Linked DNA regions of Homo sapiens: regions 2 and 3 are each linked to region 1. The links are chromatin loops, found by intact Hi-C in ENCODE. Cell type or tissue: heart left ventricle. All regions are shown on one strand. Each heading gives the region's core, and the rest is flanking DNA. Links, peaks and the distances in the headings are about the cores only.

Evidence for each region. A loop is a pair of places that touch in the nucleus more often than their neighbours do. Peaks named below come from ENCODE experiments on the same cell type or tissue, not always from the same donor. Only the 100,000 strongest peaks of a DNase experiment are listed, where the experiment ranks them.
Region 2: it touches region 1 in a loop (6-fold over the local background); 17 of 110 quality-filtered maps call a loop at or near these places.
Region 3: it touches region 1 in a loop (1.9-fold over the local background); 28 of 110 quality-filtered maps call a loop at or near these places.

The regions. Positions count from the first base shown.
Region 1 is chr13:30,403,785-30,411,708 of GRCh38, reverse strand. No RefSeq gene overlaps it. Among named protein-coding and RNA genes, the nearest start is that of LINC01058, 14 kb to the left of the region's middle. RefSeq lists a silencer at 3,070-3,209. In heart left ventricle, for the core only: CTCF peaks have their summits at 3,036 and 3,243; DNase peaks (open chromatin) are centred at 3,248 and 3,613; H3K4me3 peaks cover 927 bases; H3K27ac peaks cover 1,096 bases.
Region 2 is chr13:30,569,310-30,577,233 of GRCh38, reverse strand. It overlaps a transcript of HMGB1 not described here. Among named protein-coding and RNA genes, the nearest start is that of USPL1, 45 kb to the left of the region's middle. RefSeq lists a silencer at 7,048-7,342. In heart left ventricle, for the core only: a CTCF peak has its summit at 4,045; no DNase peak of the experiment used is centred there; H3K4me3 peaks cover 1,056 bases; H3K27ac peaks cover 679 bases.
Region 3 is chr13:30,311,774-30,319,697 of GRCh38, reverse strand. It overlaps LINC00427 (long intergenic non-protein coding RNA 427), which reads left to right. Exons shown (of 2, transcript NR_186618.1): 2 at 3,064-3,328. LOC124903145 (a long non-coding RNA gene) reads right to left here and starts at 1,955. Exons shown (of 2, transcript XR_007063742.1): 1 at 567-1,955. In heart left ventricle, for the core only: no CTCF peak of the experiment used is centred there; no DNase peak of the experiment used is centred there; H3K27ac peaks cover 2,822 bases.

The DNA of each region.
Region 1 (7,924 bases), core at 1,115-6,114:
TAGCTGGGATTACAGGCGTGCACCAACACGTTCAGCTAATTTTTGTATTTTTCATAGAGGTGGGTTTCATCATGTTGGCTAGGCTGGTCTTGAACTCCTGACCTCAAGTGATCCACCTGCCTCGGCCTCCCTAAGTGCTGAGATTACAGGCATGAGCCACTGTGCCCAGCCACAATAAGCAATTTTTAATGGACTTAAGGAATAAAATGAGTCCGTACTGCAAACCTACAAAAGAAAAGCCTCTAAGAGCTGCATTCAAACACGTGGAGGAGCTACTTTGTGGAAGAGGTTTTTCCCACATGGCCAGGACAGAATGATGAGTGAGTGCTCAAGGAAAAAAGATTTGAGAATCTCAGGCTTTGTGGAAAAAAAACATTTCTAAGAGTTGGAAAGGGTGGGTCACTTGGGGTGTCCCTGCCACTGGTTGTATTTCCACGGATTTGAGAAAACCACTTGTCAGGGATACCGTTTGGTTTTTGAATGAGATGATACTTAAGACTGTTTCCTATTCCAAAATTTTATGAGGTTGTCACAGGTTAGGCCACCTCTTTCTTATTAAAAAGTATTTTTAAAATTTGGTCTGCTGAAGTAATTTTCCTATGTGAACACACCTTCAGTGTTTTAAATGTGACCATGGATTCGATTTATAGAAACCATGCCCATTTTCTGAAGCACGGTTTGGACTATGTGAGATTTGGAGGAGGAAGATTTTGGTTTCATGAGAAGTATGTATCACTGTGAGGGCATCTTAAGAATGATTAGGATGTACCTCATTTTTTTAAATCTACATAACCAATGTGCTCATCACCCTTATAAATAGTCATAAATGTTGCTTTCTGGGTATTTTTCTAGATAAGACATTGCATCTGTTCCAAGGAGAATGATTTTAGCACTCAATAGCTGAGAAAGGAAATGAATTATCCCATTGTAACTACTAGGGCAATTTAGGTAGTCAGTCACACCTTGGTATGGACAGACAGACAAAAGAATAAACAAGATTCTGCTATGCTTTTTCAATGAGGCCAAAGTTTTCTTTCTCCCTTTCCTTCCTTCCTTCCTTCCTTCCTTCCTTCCTTCCTTCCTTCCTTCCTCTCTCTTTCTTTGAGTCGGAGTCTCGCTGTCACCCAGGCTGGAGTCCAGTGGCGCAATCTCAGCTCACTGCAACCTCTGCTTCCCGGGTTCAAGCACTTCTCCTGCCTCAGCCTCCCGAGTAGCTGGGACTATAGGCATGCGCCACCATGCCTGGCTAATTTGTTGTGTTTTAGTAGAAATGGGGCTTCACTGTGTTGCCCAGCCTGGTCGAGAACTCCTGAACTCAGGCAATCCACCCACCTCGGCCTCCTAAAGTGCTGGGATTACAGGGGTGAGTCACCACGCCCAGCCCTTTTTTTTTTTTTTTTAAATAGCACTAAATGTTTAATACTAACACAGATCTCAGAGGAAACTGAACAGGGGTCTGGTGTTTTTAGAAAGCAAAACAGACAAACAAACTAATGAAAAAATGTTTGTAGAGGACTTTGTGTTTTTGACTTAGAGGAAAAGGGACAAAATATCAGTGCAGAAGGACTCCAGGCAGCTTCCAGCTCAGATCTCCAGCACTGACTCACTCCCACAGATCTCAAGCAGGCCAGGAGCTGTGATACCGCCTGGAAGTGTGTCGTGGGAATTTGTGATTATTTCTCTGGCTATGTGATGAGATTTTCGCTGCCTAAAATCCCCAGAGGTTAGAACCACATGGCTAGCGTTCTGTTAACCTAGTAAGTGAGAAAAGAAAGTCTTTCCTGGAATTCTGAATTGTAAAAATTTATTTCAAAAAGCAAGCAAAAAAGCCCAAACATAATGTTGGCACATTAAAAACAAGCAAACAACAACAACAGCAACAAAAACCCAACAAAAACTGAGCTACGTAAAGGTAGACACGGGGATATCAGCCAGATACTAGAACAGTTTCATGAGAAAGGAAGGAAAGTATGAGGATGTTTGACACCAGTTCCTAGGAACTTCCCGGGAAATGAATTTGTAGGGGAATAGGATCAGTGAAGGCACAGCAGATCCAAGATCACGATTTGGGATGCCTCTATTCGTCCCAAGAGAGAGGACAACTGATGTTCTTCCCAGGGCAGGAGCACCAGATAGTGGCTTTCCTATGTGACTCTGCATCATGGGGCTTTGGGTCTGATCCCATACCCCAATGCTATCCGCAGGGCCTGTATCCTGGTTCTTTTTGTGCCCTACAATCGGTGGAGTCAAGACACCTAACACTAGGTTCTGCTTGTTTATGTGTTTACAGGCTCACTACCCTTGCTGGGCTGCAAGCTCCTTAAGGACAGGAAGGAATTTTGTCCTCCACGGTATTCCCTGCATCTAGCAGAGTCCCAGTCCCAGAGTAAGCGCTCAGTAAAGAGTTTTCAAGTGTTACTATTAAATGAAGTGAAAAGGTCCAAAGAAATGCAAACCTGGCATTACCCCTGTTCTAACCAGAGGCAAAGTGTGCACTCTTGGTATGAGAGAGGATTTCCCGCTCTTGTGTCTTGGATTTTCAAGTACTGAGCCCCAGGAGTCACCTTGTCGCCTGATAACTCATTTCTTCGGTGATGTGGGTAGCCAAGGCAGGGTCTGAGTCCTTGGTCACTACTGAACCCCCACGACAGCGCCTGGCACCCGGGAGATGATCAGTAGGCATTCGTTGAATAAAATAATAAAAGCGACTGCTCCTGGCCTGACTTCTGCCTAGCAGGCTGCCGTCATTACCCAATAAATTGGCCTCTTTCAAAACAGGACACGTTAGGAAATGGAATTTCCCTAAAAGGAAAAGCCAGTAGGGTGGCAGGCCCCTTTCGCTACGCTTTCTGAGAAGGTGAGAAGGAGAAAGACGGGAAAGGGAGAAAACTTCCCAGGGTGATGGGTCCTGCACTGTCCTTTGATCTTGGGTTTGAGAGCTGAGCCCACTCTCCTGGCCATAAAACCCCAGAAACAAGAGCCAGTAGGTTTGGAGGCCGGCAAGGCATTTCCTCCCCACGTGACGAGGTGGCTCCTCTCCGCGCCTGCCGCAGCGCGCGCAGCTGCCGGCGTTTCAAAGGTGAGGACCGGCAGCCTCGTGGCTGGGCCGCGGTGCGCTCGGGGAGCGGGCAGGCAGGGGGCGGTGCCCGCTCCGGCTCTCGGCGCCCCTCCCCTGCCCGCCCCCTCCTCCTCGCGCCTCCATTTGGTGAACTCACAATAGGTTCCCAAGCCAGGAAAGAGACACCTGCCGGTGGCATGCGGCAATGCGGGGCCCGCGAGTCCTCCCGACACGCAGTCCAGGCCAAGGCCCGCCCTGGAGAACTGAGCAGAGCGGGCCGCGCCGGGACTGCACGCGCTTCTCCTTTGCAAGCCGGTTCTTCATTCAGCTTCCAAGGACACAACATGATCTCATCTTTCGACGCTCTTCCAAACATCTTACAACAGGCATAGGTCCACGTATGGGGGACCCCAAATGTCCCGCCAGGCTGGCCCCCGACGCTGACCGTTCCCGGAGCTGCTGGGCCCGCAGAACACAAGAGCGTTGCTCCGCAGTCAGCGGTCACTAAAATAGAGAGAGCAAAGCCTCATTCGATTTCTTTTATGTTCCCTTAGGCTGGCCAGCTTGTTCTCTGGCCACCCGTGATCCACCTCGTGATCCACCCGCCTCGGACTCCCAAAGTGCTGGGATTACAGGCGTGAGCCACCGCGCCTGGCCTTCTGTAATATATATATATATATTTTATATATATATTATATATATATATATATAATATATAATATATATGGCCTGGTGTGGCGGCTCACGCCTGTAATCCCAGCACTTTGGGAGGCTGAGGTGGGCAGATTGCTTGAGGTCAAGAGTTCGAGACCAGCCTGGGCAACATGGCAAAACCCTGTCTCTACTAAAATTACAAAAATTAGCTGGATATGGTGGCTTCTGCCTATAGTCCCAGCTACTCAGGAGGCTGAGGTAGGAGAATCACTTGAACCCGGGAGGTGGAGGTTGCAGTGAGCCAAGAGTGCACCACTGCACTCCATCCTGGGTGACAGAGTGAGACCCTATCTAAAAAAAAAAAAATAAAAACAACAAAAAAAGAAAATGCCAGAGTGTATCTCACATAGCAAAGGTAGTTTCCAGAAACTTCTGTTTAAGATATATATTGCGGGGGGCGGGTGCACAATATCATCTCTGTGACGTTCTTAATAAAAAAAATGCATAACCTCAGTCCAATCATGAAAAAACATCATACAAACCAAAATTGGGGGACACTCGACAAAACACCTCTTCAAAACTGTCAAGGTCATGAAAGTCAAGGAAAGACTGAGGAAAAAGTCACAGACTACAGGAGACTAAAGAGACAGGCAGCTGAATGCAATGCAGGGTCCTGAATAGGACCCTGGAACTGAAAAGGGGTATCAGTGGAAAGCTGGTGTCTTCAGTTTGGTTGATAGTATCATGCCGATGTTGATTTCCTGAATATGACAATTGTACTATGGTTACACAAGTTGTTAATAGTAGGGGAAGCTGGATGAGGGATATATAAAAATTTCTTGGACTATTGTTGCAACTTTTCTGCAAGTCTAAAATTAGTTCAAAATAAAAATGTGTTTTTGTATGCGTGAACGACAGGGGGCTCGTGATGTAGAATATGTTTCTTATAATGGGCTGTGGTGGAAAATGTTCACAAGCCACCTCCCTTGGGTGTGGAAGGTGTCCGGAGGCACCAGCCTGGGCCAGGCGGTGAGGGTAGCTTCTGGAGCTGAGGTTCCTGGAGGGTTTGTGGGTGTAATGGGGGTGAGTAAGAAGCTGCTGGTGACAGATCATGGTCAGATTTGGTGGTAGCTGGAATGATCACGGTGTCTCTAGGCATTTCAATCCAAGCCACCTATCTGCTGTTTGACAGAGGCTGTAGATTCCAGAAGGGCGAGGAACTCTGACCCCGTGAAGTCTGAGAGGTGGGCATCAGGGATCCTGAAGCTGTCACAGTGCTATTCTGTTACAACCTCAAGCAGCCACTTGTGGGAAGTTATATGTCAGGAAGAGAGACTTTTGGAGGATTGGTGGTGTTTGATAGTCTGGAATTGTGTTATCGCTTTTTTCTTTTCTTTTCTTTTCTTTTTTTTTTTTTTGTGAAGGAGGAGCTAATTTCAGCCCTAAACCATAGTTTCTCTGACTGCCCAAGGCTGTAGGCAGATAAATGTCCCTCTTTCACCAGGAATCTTTCAAGCAACTTGGAGAAATAAAAGGTTTGGTGAGGCAGCTGCTTCTAATACCTATACCCCAGCTTTGAAAACATATGGAATTAGAACAGCAGTTCTTGACTGGCGGTGACTTTGCCCCCCGCCCCGCCCAGGAGACATTTGGCAATGTCAGGAGACATTTTCAGTTGTCACACTGGGAGAGAGTGTATGTGTGTGTGTTACTGGCATCTAGTGGGTAGGGGCCAGGGATGCTGTAAACATCCTACCATGCACAGGACAGCCCCCTCCACCAGCACAGTGGAAAATCATTCAGCCCAAGATGCCAACAGTCCTGAGAATGAGAAACCCTGAGTTAGAGGAGATGAAAAGCCGATGTCTGTATACAGTCCAGAAAGTTGCCTGGGTGCTTTTCACAAAAGAAAGGGTTTTAAGCTCCATTTCTTGGCTTGATTTCAAGTGGATAATTATAACCTGCCTACCTAAAATTTACACTTTAATTTTCAGTGGGTATCTTTCTTCAGTTCATGCTTAAACAAGCTAAATGTGGCTGTGTTCTTGACAACAGGGCAATATTCCATGGCTGAGTCGGTTACAGGTCAACAGTGGGTGAAACAATTGGTCTGCAAAGTGATTTGAAGCCTTCGGGGGCTAAAAAGCACTAAAATAAGAAACCTGGGACATTATCATCATTATTAATTATTAGTGATATTACAGCACTTATTCAGCCACTCTCAGGATTCCCACAGGATTCCCATTAGTGCTAAGGTCAAAATCAGATTCCTGACCTTCAGTCCAACACTACTTAGAATTAATATGTTAGCTGTTAGAAGCCGGGAGCTGTCACGCTGCATGTCCCTGCTGCTCCAGTGTTTGGGAGAGGCTTTGCACTGGAAACATTGAGCTTCAAAGCAAACCTTCAACCTTCTATTTGTACTCACTGTTCCCATATATAGAACAGAGCAGCACACACTTGTCTATTGCTTCAAGGCAAGAGCAAATTCTGAAGGTATTAAATAGAGTCTTACTTCAACCAAACAAGAGAGCCCAGAGAAAGCTAAGGACAAGGTTCTGTCCCTTCCCTTACATTTTAAAGATTTTATTTATTTATTTATTTATTTATTTATTTATTTATTTATTTTTTGAGATGGAGTCTTGCTCTGTTGCCCAGGCTAGAGTACAGTGGTGTGATCTCGGCTCACTGCAACCTCCACCTCCCAGGTTCAAGCGATTCTCCTGCCTCAGCCTCCTGAGTAGCTAGGATTACAGGTATGCACCACTATGCCCGGTTAATTTTCCTATTTTTAGTAGAAATGGGGTTTCACCATGTTGGTCAGGCTGGTCTCGAACTCCTAACTTTGTGATCCGCCCATCTCAGCCTCTCAAAGTGCTGGGATTACAGGCATGAGCCACCGCGCCTGGCCTAGATTATAATAATTTAGAGTGGCAGAATTTAAGATCAGGATCCAAGCTGCAAACTCTTAAACTGAAGGGTTATTGTTTTAGAAGCCACACAGATCAGTTTATGAAACCTGATTTGGCTTTTTTTTTTTTTTTTTTAAAACAGCATTTAAATGTTAAACAAGCCTGGACAGCTACAGACAGGCAACAGGCATAAAAGAAGCAGGCTTAAAAAAATTTTTTTATTTTTGGTGTGTTTGTTCATTTTCCCTGGGATTTCTGTCTTTAGAAAGATAATATCAATTTCATCTTTAGTAACCTGGAGTTTTGGCAAAGTGTGCTTTCTGGAATTTTGAATGGTAATATCTGTCGTTTCTCTGCTTGACACAGCTTTATTTAAATAGCTTTAAAATTGAGACTCCTCTGGCATGACTCTTCCTTTAAAATCCATATAATTTCATAGTACAAGTGCTACCTTTCATATATGGACAAGGTGCCACTGACTTTCTTGATTTTTTACTAGTTGATTCGTCTGTACCCTCTCACGAGGACCCTTAAAAACATGCCTTTCGAAGGTGTTAGCCAAAGTGAGGGGCAGAAAGTTTAGCCAAGGGACAGAGTTTGTCTTTGCAAAGCAAACTGGTGTGTTCCAGACAGAGTCTGAAACCCTGGCTCTCCAGGGGAATCATCGCAACAGAGTTAATATTTATTGGCTATTGAGTGTGTGCCAATGAGTCCCAAATTTTCTGTGGAATGACTCATTTCAGCCTTGCCACAACTCCTCTATTTTACAGCCAGTGAAACTGAGGCTCCAAGAGTTTAGGTATTTTATTGATCTAAGGTCAGGAAGCAGAAAAGACTGCGGGAATCTGAAACAAGCCATCTGTCTCTAGAGCCCTTGCTCTTGACCTTTTCCCAACAAACATGATCTAAAATAAAACATTAATCATATTAGCATGTGATTATTACATAGTTTGATTTTTAAATGGTTCAAACTATTTTCACAACTGTTACCTCTTTTGCTCCAGAGGCATGATGGTAACTAAAATCTTGGAATGTGTCTTTTCGTAAAGATTAGATTTGGAAAAGACACACAAGAAACTCCCTTTTCCAGTGCAACGTTAACGGAAGCCCTACTTGAGCAAATCTGGTGCCCCAGGAGATCACCTCAGTTTATTTTCCTTCTCCCAAAGATAAATGTAGGTGGTGGGGTGTTTTAGGGTTTCTTTCAGTACCGCTTTTATTTTTCTACATTTTTCCTGAACATGATGCAATTGATACCCTTTTGAAGTTTAATTATACCTCCGGCGTCACATTGCATGAA
Region 2 (7,924 bases), core at 1,407-6,406, 170 kb before region 1:
TGAGGAGCTGGGACCACAGGTGTGTACCACTGTGTCTGACTATTTTATTTTCTTGTAGAGATGGAGTCTCACTCTGTTGCCCAGGCTGGTCTCAGACTCCTCTCCTTGAGTGATCTTCCCACCTCAGCCTCCCAAAATACTGGGATTACAGGTGTGAGCCCCTGTGCCCAGCTCTAGTCTCTTCTTATAAGGACACTGATCCTATCAGATCAGGGCTCCACCTTTGACCTCACTGAACCTTAATTACTCCTTAGAGGTCACGTCTCTAAATACAGTCACATCAGGGATTAGGACATATGAATTTGGGGGAACACAAATATTCAGTCCATGACAGCGACAATTCTGGAGAGTATTTGAAGATAAAATCAGCACAAGTTGGTAATCGATTTGATGTGGGGAGTGAGGTGGAAGGAGGAGTTTAGGATGACTCTCAGGTTCTCACAAAGATGCAGAGGAGGGGCAAGCCTGTGGGGTGAATGAACAGCAGTTCGGTTGAGGTTACTGTAGTTCAGCACTTGGAAAGCTTCCAGGAGATAGTTGCGATGCTGATGTGGAGAGAGGCAGCGACGTGTGTGGATGGCAGTGGAAGCCACAGGCTGGGTCACATCACCTAGGGAAAACATGTAGAGTGAGAAGACATGTAGGACTGCCAAGATGGAAAAATATTTACGAGGCAAGCAGAAGAAAGCAAAGGGAGACTTAAGAAATAACATACCTTTATCCCTGAACCCAAAGGAAGAGAGAATTCCAGGCAACAGGGAGTGTTTGACACATTCTGCGGCCTCTTTGTATCAAATTTGTATTCTTAGGTGAGAAAAGGGAACAGGCTTAGAATCATAGCTTTTTATTGCCCAGTAGGACCAAAAGAGATGATTTTATAATTCTTTATTCTACAAACAAGGAAGCTGAAGCCCTGCAAAGCCTTGGGATTTGTCTCTTTCATGGTACAGGCAGGAGTAGAATTTAGGTCTCCCAAGCCATTTGACTTCAATCCAGCGCTTTTTACAATACATCAAATAAAATCCACCATTGTGGGGTTTGAAAATTGGGTCTATGTTATAAAAAAAATTACACTAAATGGAGAAAGAAGCATTCAAATTTTATTTGTATATGCATTTGGGGAGAGGAAGACATAGTATAGTATAGAAAATGTCAAAGACTTTGTCTCAGAGGAGAGAATACCAATGTTGGCCTTGATGGTGATGATGAGATTGACTAGTGGAAGAGGGCCTAGAGACAGGGATTCTGTCCTTACCATATTCACAGTGGAAATGGCATGTTACCAGCGGCTCCTGTTATGTCCTGAGCACACTTAAAACGAATTTTTTTTAGAGACAGGGTCTCACTCTGTTGCCCAGGCTGAGTGCAGTGGCTTACTGCAGCCTCAAACTCGTGAGCTCAAGGGATCTTCCTGCCTCAGCCCCTGGAATAGCTGGACTACAGGCAGGTGTCACCATGCACCTAAGCACACATTTTTAAATGTGACTCTGTCTTATGTTTTTTTCCTATCATTGACTAACCCCACATTAGATACATAGCAGTACTGTATTATTAGAAAATTAATTTTAAGTCAGTACCTTATTACAGGCTTGAAACTGACAAACTTCATTACTTGGGGAGAGGAGTGGGTTCTTTTACAGGATTTCAAAATTGCCTTCAGCCACGGAGACTCCCTTAAGTGAAAATTTCTGTCAGTAACAGACAGTTTATCTTAGAATTCAGTTAATGGAGTATGTATTGAGTATCTACTATAAATGAACCACGATGTTGAGCACTTCAGGAGGTATTAATGAATTGAACAGAGTCCCTATGTAAGACATGTATGGCCTGTTGCTAGAGTGAAGGAACAGCGTCATATGAACCTTTAGACTCACAAATATTTTAATGGGGTCAGCGTAGTCAATAGGGCCAGTACATCCTCATCAGTACTTACTGAAAATATGAGCTGACTTCGAGCTGTATTTCTCACTTTCAAATTTTAAAAAACACAAACTGAAGCAAGTTTAACCACCATCATGGTTTGTATGTTAATTGCTTTCTTGTTTTTACTAACTACATAAGCATGAACTTAATATAAAAGGCTACTATTTTTTCATTTTATAACTTTATGGCATGAAAATGTATACGCTGACACTTAAAATAATAAACATATGCACACCATGCAGATACTTTTACTCGGAGTTTATATTTTTGGTAGATTTTAATATATCAATTAAGATAAAATTATACAGAATAACTGATTCCCCAACAGACACATCTTTAGTACGAGGCCATTAATAGAATTTTTATGTAGTATATGCATATTACAAAGAGTACATTGTATGGAAAATAAACCAAGCTAGATTCCTGGATTCCTAGCATGGTTTATTTAATGCAAGTATTAAATTAAAAAGTCTGGTTAGCATGCAGTTAGCATCATAAAAAGAATTTCCACATATGACTATAGTAGTATACATTTCTGCAGTAAGGACAGCCCTCTACAAAATTATGAAGTATGTAGGTATCTTGGCACAACCCATAACATTTTTTATTCCAAATATGAGAATTCTTACCACTGAAGGCATTTCATGAAAAGTTGGATCCATAATTCTCCACTAGTCAAGACTTTCAGTAGAATGAGCACCTTATTACATTCATCTTTATTTTCCTATTTCCTAGCAGGGTCATGGAAATTAGCATATTCTCAATGAAAGTTGATAAATGAATGCATTCTGCTAAAAGTAAACATTGAGAAGAAATTTTTACCGTCGATTATGTTGCCATAGTGCTATTATCACAAGAGAATTCATTTAGCAACCATTTATTGAACATCATCTATGGTAGACAGTGTGTTAGCACTAGGAATACAGAACTTAATAAGATGAGCCTTCCAGCAGTGGGATTGGGCAACAGTGGATGCAAGAGGCAAAAGAACTTCAAACAGTTGTGATAAAGAGGAAAGATAGTAATGCTATCAGAGAAATATCTACAAACAAAATAGTGTTATGCTATTAGAAAAATACAGAGTGCTGTGGGAGCCCAGAAGAGAAATTAATTCCAGTTGGACGTAGGAGTGTTTGTCAGGATTTCATATGGGAAGTGGCTTTTGAGTTAAACTTTGAATATCTCACTGGCATCTTGGGCATCTCAAATCCACTGGGTCTATACTTGTGTTCATCATTTATTCATCATTTTCCCCTTCCACCCATTCATCCCCAGCTTGCATGTCTGATAGTCTTGAACATGATTATTGATATTGCCGTTCACTGCTGGGTCCTTCCTTTTAGAAAATGCTAGATTAGGCCGGGTGCGGTGGCTCACGCCTGTAATCCCAGCACTTTGGGAGGCTGAGTTGGGTAGATCACTTGAGACCAGGAGTTCCAGATCAGCCACGGCAACCTGGTGAAACCTCGTCTCTGCAAAAAATACCAAAAAAATTAGCTGGACGTGTTGGCGCATGCCTGTAGTCCCTGCTACTTGGGAGGCCGAGGTGGGAGGATCACCTAAGCCCATAAAGTTGAGGCTGCAGTGAGCCATGATCGTGCCATTGCACTCCCACCTGGGTGGCACAGTGAGACCCTTTCTCCAAAAAAAAAAAAAAAAAGAAAATGCTAGATTCATTTGACTCCTTTTCTTTCCTCTCCAGTATTTATTTGGTCACTTTAGTTATGTGAAGTTTTGAATAATTTCCAATTTTTTACAAATTATATGGTTTGTATGTAATGAAAAGCTTATCAAAAATGTTTCAGTTTATCAGTCTACTAATCAAATATTTTTAAACTTTTAAAATTATACACAGAAATGTGGTCCTATTTTGAAACAATTCTCTCATTTTTTTCACATTAAAAAGTTCAATTCTGATTTCTAAAAATCAGAAAATCATAAAGAATTTATTATGGAGAAGCTATCCTGGTGTACAATTATGACAGTATTTTTATTTTAAATGATACTGTCCTTCTAAGAATGTGTTTCTGTCAATTTGTCCTTATCTCTACAGAACCCTGAAATTGTAGCACTACTGTAGTGTTTCTAGAGAGTAATACGTTTCTGCTGCCATTTGGAGGAGCCTGCATCACAGAGTAATGAGTTGAGTCTGACTTACAAAGATGCCTCCTTTGCAATTCAGACCCCCCAGAAGAATTTGCAGTCAAATTCCTATAATTAATGAGTTGTGTCTTCTAGATTCCTTTAAGTACTACATCTAATGGAAGTTACAATTATAACTTAATTATTTTAAATAGTAGAGATTCTGATGGTGTGCTTACACCACTGAAACAAAAGATATTCTGAAAACTGAAAGTGAAACTGTCAGCCCTTGGCATCTGTAGTTAACAAACTACTCAAGAGTTTTGTTGCTAGATATCTAGATAATTGTGAGAATAAGCCAAGAGTGTGGGAGGCTTGCTTTGCTCTTCAGATGAAATGGCTTAAGTTTTGCCAAAATCCCTGAAGGGTAATCACGGTCTCTTTTAATCCCAAGTTTCAGATAATACCCACAAATAACTTATTCTTTAGAGTGGTCTTTGGAATTAGAGAAAGCAGAAATGTATTAAAATGTATTTCATTCACTTTGTTCCTGATCCTTACACCAGGGTCAACGGAGTCACTAAGAATTAGCAAAGTTCATTGGTAAGAGATTTACCCTTCTGATATCTTGCTCTGGTGAAATACTAGAAAAATGTCTTAAGAAGTAAAAGGCAGATGTGAGAGTTAAAGGAAATTTCAGTTAATTAGCAGAGTTGCATTAAAATAATCTTACCATGGATCATGAAGTCTTGAATTCTAAATTTGCCTTTGCTGGTATAATCCTAATTAGATATTTTACTTAATTTTTGAAATTTCATAATAAATAACCCAGCTTCTATCAACAAAATGAAGACTTTGCATTTAGAATTGCCTTCAAAATGCAATCAATTCCAATGTCATTACAAAATGTAACTGAACGGTCTCTGAGAGCTAAGTTGAACACTTTATCTCTGAGATGTCGTTGCATTCTATTGCAGTTATTTTCTGACATGTGTGGGGGAAGAAAGGTATTTCCTACTTTGAGCATTTATCAACACACTTACCCTGATACCCATGAACAGTCCCACCTCTGCCTGGCATTGTTTTATACTTGCTGTTGTCACATTCATTCTTCAAGTTTTAACTCAAAGTCAGTTCTTTGAAGTCATGCTTACTCTCCCATCATGAACTTGCAAAATTAGGCCTGAAGCTATTTTATTTGCTCCCAAGTAATATCTGCTATTCAGGTATATATCAACACAGAAATTGCCTCAGGTGTAGTCTCACAATGTAGACAACTGAGTTTATCATACACCAAATTTACTAAAAGCAAATATAAACATACTAATCCATTAAATTATTTTAATATATATACGAAACTCATTATAAGTGTAGGAACGTAAATATTATTATTATACTATAAAAATATAAAGTAATACTTCTAAAATACATATACTCTTCATTTGTTAATCTTCCTTAATCCTGAACTATTTTCATTTTCTGCTTAGGTAATCTTAGTTTTCTGTAGATTCAGATGGATTTAAATGTTTTTTGTAAACCTGCTTGTGGCTTCAAAACCACTAGGCACTATGCCAGCTATTAAAAGTAGATTTTTATTCTACAGCTTAATTGTCCATAATAAAACTTGGCCATTTAGGCTGGGTACGGTGGCTCACGCCTGTAATCCCAGCACTTTGGGAGGCTAAGGCGGGCAGATCACAAGGTCAGGAGTTCAAGACCAGCCTGGCCAGCATGGTGAAACCCCGTCTCTACTAAAAATAAAAAAAATTAGCCGGGCATGGTGGCACATGCCTGTAGTCCCAGCTACTTGGGAGGCTGAGGCAAGAGAATCACCTGAACCCGGGAGGCGGAGGTTGCAGTGAGCCAAGATTGCGCCACTGCACTCCAGCCTGGGCGAGAGAGCGAGACTCCATCTCGGAAAAAAAAAAAAAAAAAACCATTTTTTTGCTAATCCTGGAAGAGGACTTTCTCACACTCATATTACTTTTTTAAGTTGTCAAACTTTCTACATTGTTTCTTGTCTTACCAAAATCAAAATAAAACAATACAGAATAAAATGACTATATATATCACAAATTTTCTTGTGATTGTGCATTCCTAATCAGAATAAGATTTTTCTTCCACCTTCTAGCTACTCTTATTCTTTTAAATTTGAATTTATGAAAATATATGTAATGAATGCACACATTTATTCATGAGCCTGACTTTTGAACATGACTATTTTTAAAAGGCCTATGATACTATTTTTTGAGAATTGATTTATGTGAAAAATCTTACAAGAATATGAAAGTGAAAGCACATTAGGTAATATATTTAGAGAATTGCCTTTATTTAAGAAGAAGGAATTGCATGAAATTAGAACTCCCCCAGAAAATACAGAATATAGAACCATCATCTCTATGGAGTGTGGCCCTTATCTATTTAATGGTATCTTGGTAGAGTGCTTAACACAGGGGCACAAAAAGATGGCCATTTAATAATAGCTTTTAATAACCAGGAGATGAACTTCCTTTGATATGAAGAAGTAACCAACATTACGCTTTTATTCTCATTGTTCCTAAGGGTGTAGGAAGCAGAGCATTTAATACAGTGCTTAAACAAGAAAGCTGCACACAAAATCAGAAGTGTACCATGTAGAAAGATGATTTACAAAAGCTCAATTACATGAAGGATATGTAAGTAGACCCCTATGTGTCAGCGTGTGGATGCAAATTGATAAACACTTACTGAAATTGCTTGTCAGAAAGCTAAGCGATCATAAAGATGCAGAAGTTCAAAGTGAAAAAGTCATCTTAGACTAAGTAAAATGAGAATCCCGTTATGCATTAAGGCAGTTTTGCAATACCTAAAAGTTTTCACTAGCATTTGGAAAGTCATAAGTGAATTTTGTAGAGAATGAGAACTTGAATCATTATTACTTTCTTTCTTCTTTATTTTTAATAGAGAAAAGGTCTCGCTATGTTGACCAGGCTGGGCTTAAACTCCTGGCCTCAAGTGATCCACCCATCTTGGCCTTCCAAAGTGCTGGGAGTAACAGGCATGAGCCATTAGTGTACTTGTTTAAGCAGAGCGAGGCTTCCAGGCAATGCCTCAGACTTCTTTTTCCCTCCTACTCTCTCGTGAGTCATCAAAACCAGTGTGCTGTCCTTCACTTACAAAGAAATCGCTGTTGACCCATCAAGGGGGAATGCACTGGGTTTGTAATAATCTGTTCTGCTTTCTCTCGTCTTCCTCCTACCAAAGCCCATGCATTTACAAACTTCTAGGCAGGCTAGGGAACTGTTGCTGCTGGCTGTAGATCAGGATTGGCATCACCAGACCTAGAGATAAAATGCACGACCTCTAGCCTCATGAACACAAGCACTGATTCAGGTTATAAAGTATTTACATTTGATTTTGGTGTCTTAAAGCCTTCTTATTTACATTTTTTATCTAATCTTCCCACCTCTACAGTTTTCTGCTGCCTAGTAACTTATACTTCTGCTCTTTATCCATGAGAGCGCACTCTGGGAAAGGTGATATAGGAAAGAAGTTGATGTGATTAAGAGCAGGGGCTTTGGAAATCAGACTGAGTAGCTCGAGGCCTGGTTCTGCTACTTAGTAAATATGTCATCTCAGACAAGTGACGCACTTATGAACATTGTCTTCTCAGTGTTCTCATCTATAAAATGGGGATAATGCCTACCTCCCAGAATCCTGTAGAGGTTAAACAAGGTAATGTATTTAAGGTGCCTAGTACACTGCCTAGCATATACAAATGCATACTAGACAGCCAAAATGAAAAAGGAACTAGGCTTGTTTACACTAAGACTGGTGCATTTAACACAGGGATAATGTCTTAGCCCACAAAAATTCACTTTTTTGACAGGATATAAAGACATAATCTCTAGTTATGGAATGAGAAACAGTACACAGTTGG
Region 3 (7,924 bases), core at 1,942-6,941, 93 kb after region 1:
GCAGGAGAAGGAAGAGTTCATTATCGGTAGGATCTATTTTTAGATCCTTTTTCTTATGTCATTACGAAGAAAATATAAAGTCTCCCATTTGATTGCTCTGTATATGACAGGTCTGATCTTTTTTTTTTTTTTAAGATTCTCTATCTAAACTGTATTTTCCTGAGTGTTTCCATTAAAAATCTCCTTTTCAAGCCCAGCAAATGTTTAATCTTTTCTACTTTAATAGCTGGAAATTCTCCCTTGGGGGTCGTAAGCTCTTTAAATATTTTTAGGTTGCCAGATTTCTTCTGTCGGCTCTCCAGGAAGCCAATTTTGTTCCTAAGAGTAGTCCAGCTCTGTCCTTTGCACACTCACTGCATCACAATAAAATGCTGCCTAATTACCGCCTTTGTGGGATCCCAGAGGTGTATTTGTCTCCAGGCTATTGCTGCGGACTATAAACTCTTCTCAGATGAGAGATAAACCTCTTCATTATTTAAGCCTCCAGGTCTGGTAACAGGAGTTTACTCCATACAAATTGTTTCCAGTCTTGTAAAAGAAGTGATCAAATGAGACATGCAACTCACCTTGAGATAATTTCTAAAGGGAGTAGTTAACAGAATCTTTCTTCTGGGTGGTGCCCAGTTCGAAAGGGATACTGAAAAGTCAAATCCTTTTATTATCTTGTGTCTTCATTTCTAGTTGGAGAAGGGAGTTGAGAGGTAAACAGATGAGGAAGTGTTACTTCTCCTGCGAAGACATAAAGTCTAGTATACTCTAGTGGATATTTTCTTCTAACTATGGCTTCTTTAAGAAATTTGAGTCAAATAGCTAAACCTATGTTTTTACTAGAAACTATTTTAATAGATAATATATTTATATTTATAAAATAAATGTATGCTTATTTGGCTTAACCCTAAAGTGAAACATCATATAAAACATGTATAATTTGTAGACACATTGGAATTCAATGGAAAAATACATTATTAAATAATGTATGATTATTTCCTTATTATCCATGGGGAAAATTACAGAATTGGCCACTCGTCGGCTACGTGCTTATCCTCTGAGATTTTTTTCTTTTAAAATAGGAGGTATTCACTTTTCTAATCACCGTGAATAGGAAGTCCTGTGGAATGTTTTCAAGGGGAGCTTAGTGGAGGAACAGTGATGGGGATGGGGGGCTCTGTGCTGCTCAGATTCTCGCTGTGTGCACCATCTTATCTGTCAACAGTGGCAGTTCAGGAAAAAGGGCAGCTATCTAAGTGATGGTGGCATTTAGAATCTTTGTGGTTTGAGCTCTCAGTCCAACTCTTGGATTTCTCTCCCAAGTGACCTCAGACCTATTTGACTTACGTACTACATTTCTGGAAAAAGCAGATGGATTTTTCCAGAACCACAAGCTGTGTTCTTTTAAAACTGTGATCACTTTCAGCAGCCACTGAGATGTACAAATAGTCCAAAGAGCAGTGGTTGCCAACCTTGGCTGCATATTAGAATCACTTGGGAAACTTTAAAAAAATACTGGTGCCCAGTTCCTCCCCACCAGATTAAATTTTAATTGGCCAGGGTGGGACCTAGACACCTGCATGTGTGAAGCTCCCCAGGGGATTCCAGTGTGCTACAACTTAGAGAATCACTGCTCTAAAGACATGCTGAGAAGAAAGACCTTCCCCTTCCCTCACTGGCTGGCTGCTTGTGCACCTTTAGACATGGTAGCAACAGGGGTGTTATACAGGTGATAATAAGCTGCAAAATTACTGAATGGCTGCAATGAAAGGCACTGTCAAAGCAAAGAGGTTATAACGAGTATTACTCTTATTATTTTATTAGAAAACATTGCTAATACCAGACATCTATGGATTACCAGCTCAGTTATGAAGCACTTTCACATATACCACCTTTTTTGTCCTCATAGGCACCCTGTGAGGCAGAGAGGGAAGGTATGATTATGTACATTTTTTTTTTTTTTTGAGATGGAGTCTTGCCCTGTCACCAGGCTGGAATGCAGTGGCCCGATCTCGGCTCACTACAACCTCCACCTCCTGGGTTCAAGTGATTCTCCTGCCTCAGCCTCCCGAGTAGCTGGGACTACAGGCATGTGCCACCACACCCAGCTAATTTTTTTGTACTTTTAGTAGAGACAGTGTTTCACCATATTAGCCAGGATGGTCTTAATCTCCTGACCTTGTGATCCGCCCGCCTCGGCCTCCCAAAGTGCTGGGATTACAGGCGTGAGCTACCGCGCCCGGCCGATTATGTACATTTTTTATAAGTGAGTAAATGAAGGTCAGAAGGTTGAATGGGGCCAAACCTGGTGGCTCATGCCTGTAATCCCAGCACTTTGGGAGGATCCCTTGAGCCTAGGAGTTCAAGACCAGTCTGGGCAACACAGCAAGACCCGTCTCTACAATAAATTTAAAAAATTAGCCAGGTGTGGTTGGCACACATCTATGTAGTCCCAGCTATTCAAGAGGCTGAGGCAGAAGGATCGCTTGAGCCCAGGAGTTCAAGGATGCAGTGAGCTATGATCGTACCACTGCGCTCCAAACTGGGTGACAGAGTGAGACCCTGTCTTTTTTTTTTTTTTAAAAAAAAAAGGTAAACGACATGTCCAAGATCATACACCTTAATAGCTGGCAGACTTGGGGTTAGAGTCCAAGTTTTTTTGTTGCTATTCCCTTTCAACAAATTGGCACTATTATACCTTAGAATCCCAAACAGTCCTAGTCAGTTGCTGTGTGATCCACAGTTGTTTAACCTCTGTGAACCTCAGTTTCCTCACCTACAAAATGGGTATAATACTTGTACCTATTTTACAAGGCTGCTCTGAGCTCAAATAAGCTGAAAAAAGATAAAGCGTCTCACAGACTATAAAAATAGATACAAATATAAGCTGTTGCTATTATTATAACTAGTAGGAGAAGGCAGTAGTTTGAGAGAGGTCATGTTATTTATGATGCTGTTATCCTGCTCTTAGGATTTTAAATTAAGCCCAAAACAAGGAGAACATATCTTATTCTTTTTAATATAGTCTGCATTTGTTTTTGACCTAGTTTGTTTATTCACTAATTCAACATCCAGGGTTGCAGAATTGACCTGAGCAGACCAGGCTTCCGAGGGTCAAAAAAGCGTCTGAAGGAGAGACACTGAGTGCATTCTGGGTTCACATTCCCCTCCTCTACTGCATTCCTGAATTTTCTGCCTCACAGCGGCATCTGAAGCAGTGGCTGTATGTGTCCTTAACCACCCTTCAAGTCCACAACATGTCATATTACCTCATTTTGGCTCCCTGGGACTATTTTGGAGGACCTGAATTAGTCATGTGGGGTACTTGATTAAAAATCACTTGAACAGCCCTTTTCTTTTGCTCAACACTGGGTCTCTCTGTTTGAGAGCAGACCTGGGTTAGAAGAGCAATGCCTGAGGTTTCTCTCGTAAGAGATGAAAATAGGGAATCAGTTAAGAAAAAAAGGCCGGGCGCGGTGGCTCACGTCTGTAATCCCAGCGCTTTGGGAGTCTGAGGCGGGCGGATCACAAGGTCAGGAGATCGAGACCATCCTGGCTAATACGGTGAAACCCCATCTCTATTAAAAATACAAAAAAATTAGCAGGGCATGGTGGCAGGCGCCTGTAGTCCCAGCTACTCAGGAGGCTGAGGCAGGAGAATGGCGTGAACCCGGGAGGCGGAGGTTGCAGTGAGCCGAGATCGCGCCACTGCACTCCAGCCTGGGCGACAGAGTGAGACTCTGTCTCAAAAAAAAAAAAAAAAAAAAAAAAGAAAAAAGATGAAAGAAATGGGTTCTTTAAATCTCACTTTCATCATTCAATCCACTGTCAGTGAGACATCTGATGGTACTTAGTTGCAGATATAAAGAATCCTCATTTATAAGTACAGGTCATTTTATACCTATTTTTTTTCATTTAGCACTGTCAAGTTCCACTATTTTTTTCATAATTCTCTCCAGCACAGTGCTCTATGTATAATAGATCTTCAATAAATGTTATCAGGAACTTCTTTCTCTATTCTTAATCTCTATGACATTCATTCATTTGTTCATATAAGAAACATCTATTAGGTTTTGACTTTATGTCAGGCACTATGCTAGGGCTGGGGATACGAAACTGTAGAGACCTACTCCCCATTCTTAAGGAACTTGTCTAGTGGGAAAACAGAGAAGTGAACAGATGATTCAATTCAGAGTAAGTGCTGTGATGGTGGGGGCACAGGGTTCTATGGGGCACATGGAAAGAAGACTGGGGTCAGGCAATGGGTTCCAGAGGCAATGCCTGAGCTGATTCTTGAGGGGCAAAGAGGAGCTGGGAAGGTGACAGGTACAGTAGGGGAAGGTGGGTATAGGCAGAAGGAGGACATGTGTAGGCACAGAGGTCTGGGAGCATAAGGAGGCAGAAAACAAGGAAGAGAGAGCAGGCCAGGTCACCATGTACTCTGCACTGCATCCTGCAGGCTGTGTTTGCTACACCTACTAGTAGTTCATGAATTAAATGTAAATGAAATAGGATAGAGAACATCAGAGCACAGGACAGTAACAGGACAGTAACTGAGGCCCTCAGTCCAACAACCTGCAAGGAACTGAATTCTGGCAACCACCATGAGAGCCTGGAAGCAGATCCTTCCCATGTCAAGCCTTCAAAAGAGATCCCAGCCCTGGATGACAACCTTGACTGCAGCCTCATGAGACATCCTAGAGCAGAGAAGTCACTAAGCTGTGACTGGATTCCTGACCCACAGAAACTGTGAAGTAAATATGCATTGTTTTGAGCAAGTTTGTGGTAATTTGTTATGCAGCAATAGATAACCAACATGCAGCCTAATTTATATTTGACTTCCTCTGCTTCCTTAGCTTCAGCCTTACATTCCTGACTTGACAACCCTCATACAGTGACACCTACATCAAACCCAAATACGCTTTCATACATTCACACTCATCAGAGCAGCAAAAATAGAAATGTCAGATAATTCCAAGATATGATGAAGTGGGAATTCTCTTACATTGCTGTTCTGACAGTACATGAATACAGTTACTTTAGGGAACATTGATGAAATCTAGGAAAACTGAAGATGAACCCTTTGCTATCTATCATTCTACTTCTTGGATAAACTCTCCAAAACCTTTCACACATACGTACATGGAAATATTCAAGAATGTTTATTGTACAACCTTTGGTATTAGTGAAGGATAGAAATAAACTAGTCATCAAAGGAAACAGATGAATGGTATTATATGGTTACGGCAATTAAAATGAGTGAACTAAATCTATTAATGTATAAATCTCAGAAATATATTGTTGAATAAAAAAAGGCAACCTCAAGAAAGCATAGTATAACAACATTTATAGAAAGCTTGAAAATATGCAAAATGATATTATGTAATGCCTGTAATATACAGATATGTAATAATAGTAAAAGAACATGAATCCAAAAATAACATCAAAATCAGGATGTGGTGAGTACCAGGGTTTCTTTTTTGTTATGCAACTCTCTATAATTCTTTTTTGTGTTTTAAATTAAAAAAAACTAAAATGCTTTTCTGTCATGAAGGTGTAAATCCTGGAACAGATCGAGAAGGAAGAAACATATGGTTCTTCCAAATCTTATGTAATTGCCATACTTACTTTATTTCATCTTAACTTCACTTTCAGACAGTAAGAACAGGTAACCAGTAATTTGGGAAAAAGGGATCAAGATGAGGTTGAGTAAGTGCTGTTAGAATCCTTTATTGTCAGTGATGATTTTTTTGGAAATGTGAAAATTGAGGTGAGACTTGAGAAAGGAGTGAGGCAGACCAGCGAACATAAGGAGAGAATATCAGGGAGAATCAGATGATGAACAGTTTGCTTGAATAGTTAACCATTTAGGAACGATTCATGTAAGCCAACGTTTATGATTTTGTATCATTTATGCACATAAATCACAAAGATGACCTCAAATGCATGAGAAACAGGAGGGAAGAAAGGAAATGGAATTTTCCTCCAAAACTCATCACTCTCAATTCTCTATAGTGGAAGTAGAACAGACTTAAGAAAAATAGGAAAAGAAAGGATTTCAGACATGGGAGGGGCCCTGGAGAGGGCTTGCATCTCCTTAGAAGGGGAAACGGGATCCCAGCTGTACTGCTCCTTTTTCATTCATACTTGAAATGTTCTGTGGTTGGGGTTGCCTGGCACAACGCTGTCTTCTATGAATAGAAAACCTGATCACAAGCTGCTCTTCCTCTGTGACATGCCACCTACATTGTAACATGCTTCAGTGGGTAAATCAGAGGATGACATGCTTTTCAATTCACTAGAAGATTCTCTGCATGGCACAAACGAAGTAACTCTTGCCAACATTTGCCTGAGTAATTCACTTTGAGTTATGTATTCTTCTACCAAATGCAAGGTCCTAAAACAGTTAGGTGAAAAAAGTGTTGCTAATGTCTTAGTATCTAGCAGAGTATCTGCAATGACTTACTGCAGTGCTCAATGAAAATACTATTCCTCCAGCTATCACAGATGACTATATATCCATTCATTGAGTTATGTGCCCACAACACTCCAAGTGTTACAAATCCACTTAACAGCCTCAAGTCCTGGGTTTTCTGTTCATATTTCTGAATTAGCATAAAGAAATGCAAAATCACAAGCAAGGAGAATCCTCATAGATCGCTGCCAAGAGGTTTTGTGTTTATCTTGGCATACATAAGAAATATTTTGAGTTCCTGAAATGTGGAGCAGTTCTTTTTATTAGGAATATGTGATTAAGTGAGTTTCACTTCTAATGGGAGACTGAGGCATAAGTATAGTAAGTTCACGAATAAAATAGAGCAAAAGCCTCATTTTGACTGGATAAGGCAAAAACATAGGTATTAGGTATTAGTATAAGGTTCTTCATTTCCTCCTCTTGTCTACTAGCTCTTTGGATTACATGAGAGAAAAGGCAGCATCAGAGAGAGAAAATTGACACCTTGAAAATCCACCTTTTAAATCCTTCTCTTCCACTCAGTCAAGTTCCATTTCACTGTATGAGGTCTCTGGTAGTAGTTCCCGGCTTTCTTCATCATTAACTTTCTGCTTCCTCTCACTTGCTAATAACGAGTAAAACTGTAACAAGTAAAGAAGCTGAATTTCTGCATATCTGAGAGAGGACAGATTCCATATGGGTTCAGGCCATACTCTGATGGACAACTGCAGGCTCACCGCTAGTGATCCCTACAGGTCAGGCTGTGACTGGGGTCCAACAGTGACAACTGCTATAGTGGAACAGGATCTTTGCTTTTCATGGACCTGAAATCCAGAGTACCTCTACATGTTAGGACTGGCCCCTTAGCTGCATCTCAGGTCATCTGGCTATTTAAGAACTCCCAATCCTCTAAAGCAGTGTTTCTTAAACCCTTTTGATGGACACTTATGGCAGGAAGTACATCTTACTTAACAATCCATATTAGTCAGGGTTCAGTCAGGAAAAAAGAAACTTTAAGTAGGTATTTTAAGAGCAAGAATTTAGCACAGGGAATTGATTAGACAGATGTTCAAGGACTGAAAAATTAAAAAAGGAACACTGGAGTAATACATAGGTTATAACTGCAAGAAGCAGCTCCCGCCTGAAGGGCTGGAGATCAAAGGGAGGAGAGGAGGTTGGGGTTTGTAGGAAAGGCCTGTTGAAGCTGGGGCACAGGCTCCTGAAGAGGGACACTGTCTGGCTGCTGCTGCAGGTAATGCTTTGGGGAGGAGGGAGAAGAGATGCGATGAGGCTGGTTGAGATACAATAAGAAGCTGGAGACAAGTAAAACTGCCACCAGGCTAAAAGTCTGTGGCAGGAGTGATGCTGCCAAGCATAGCAGGCTGTCAGGAAGGAGCAAGTTGCTTCCCTCTCCTCCAGCCTTGTGCTCTTCCTCTGGTCCTGCTGTGCTGCCCCAGCCTCTCCACCCAGATGACAGAGGAG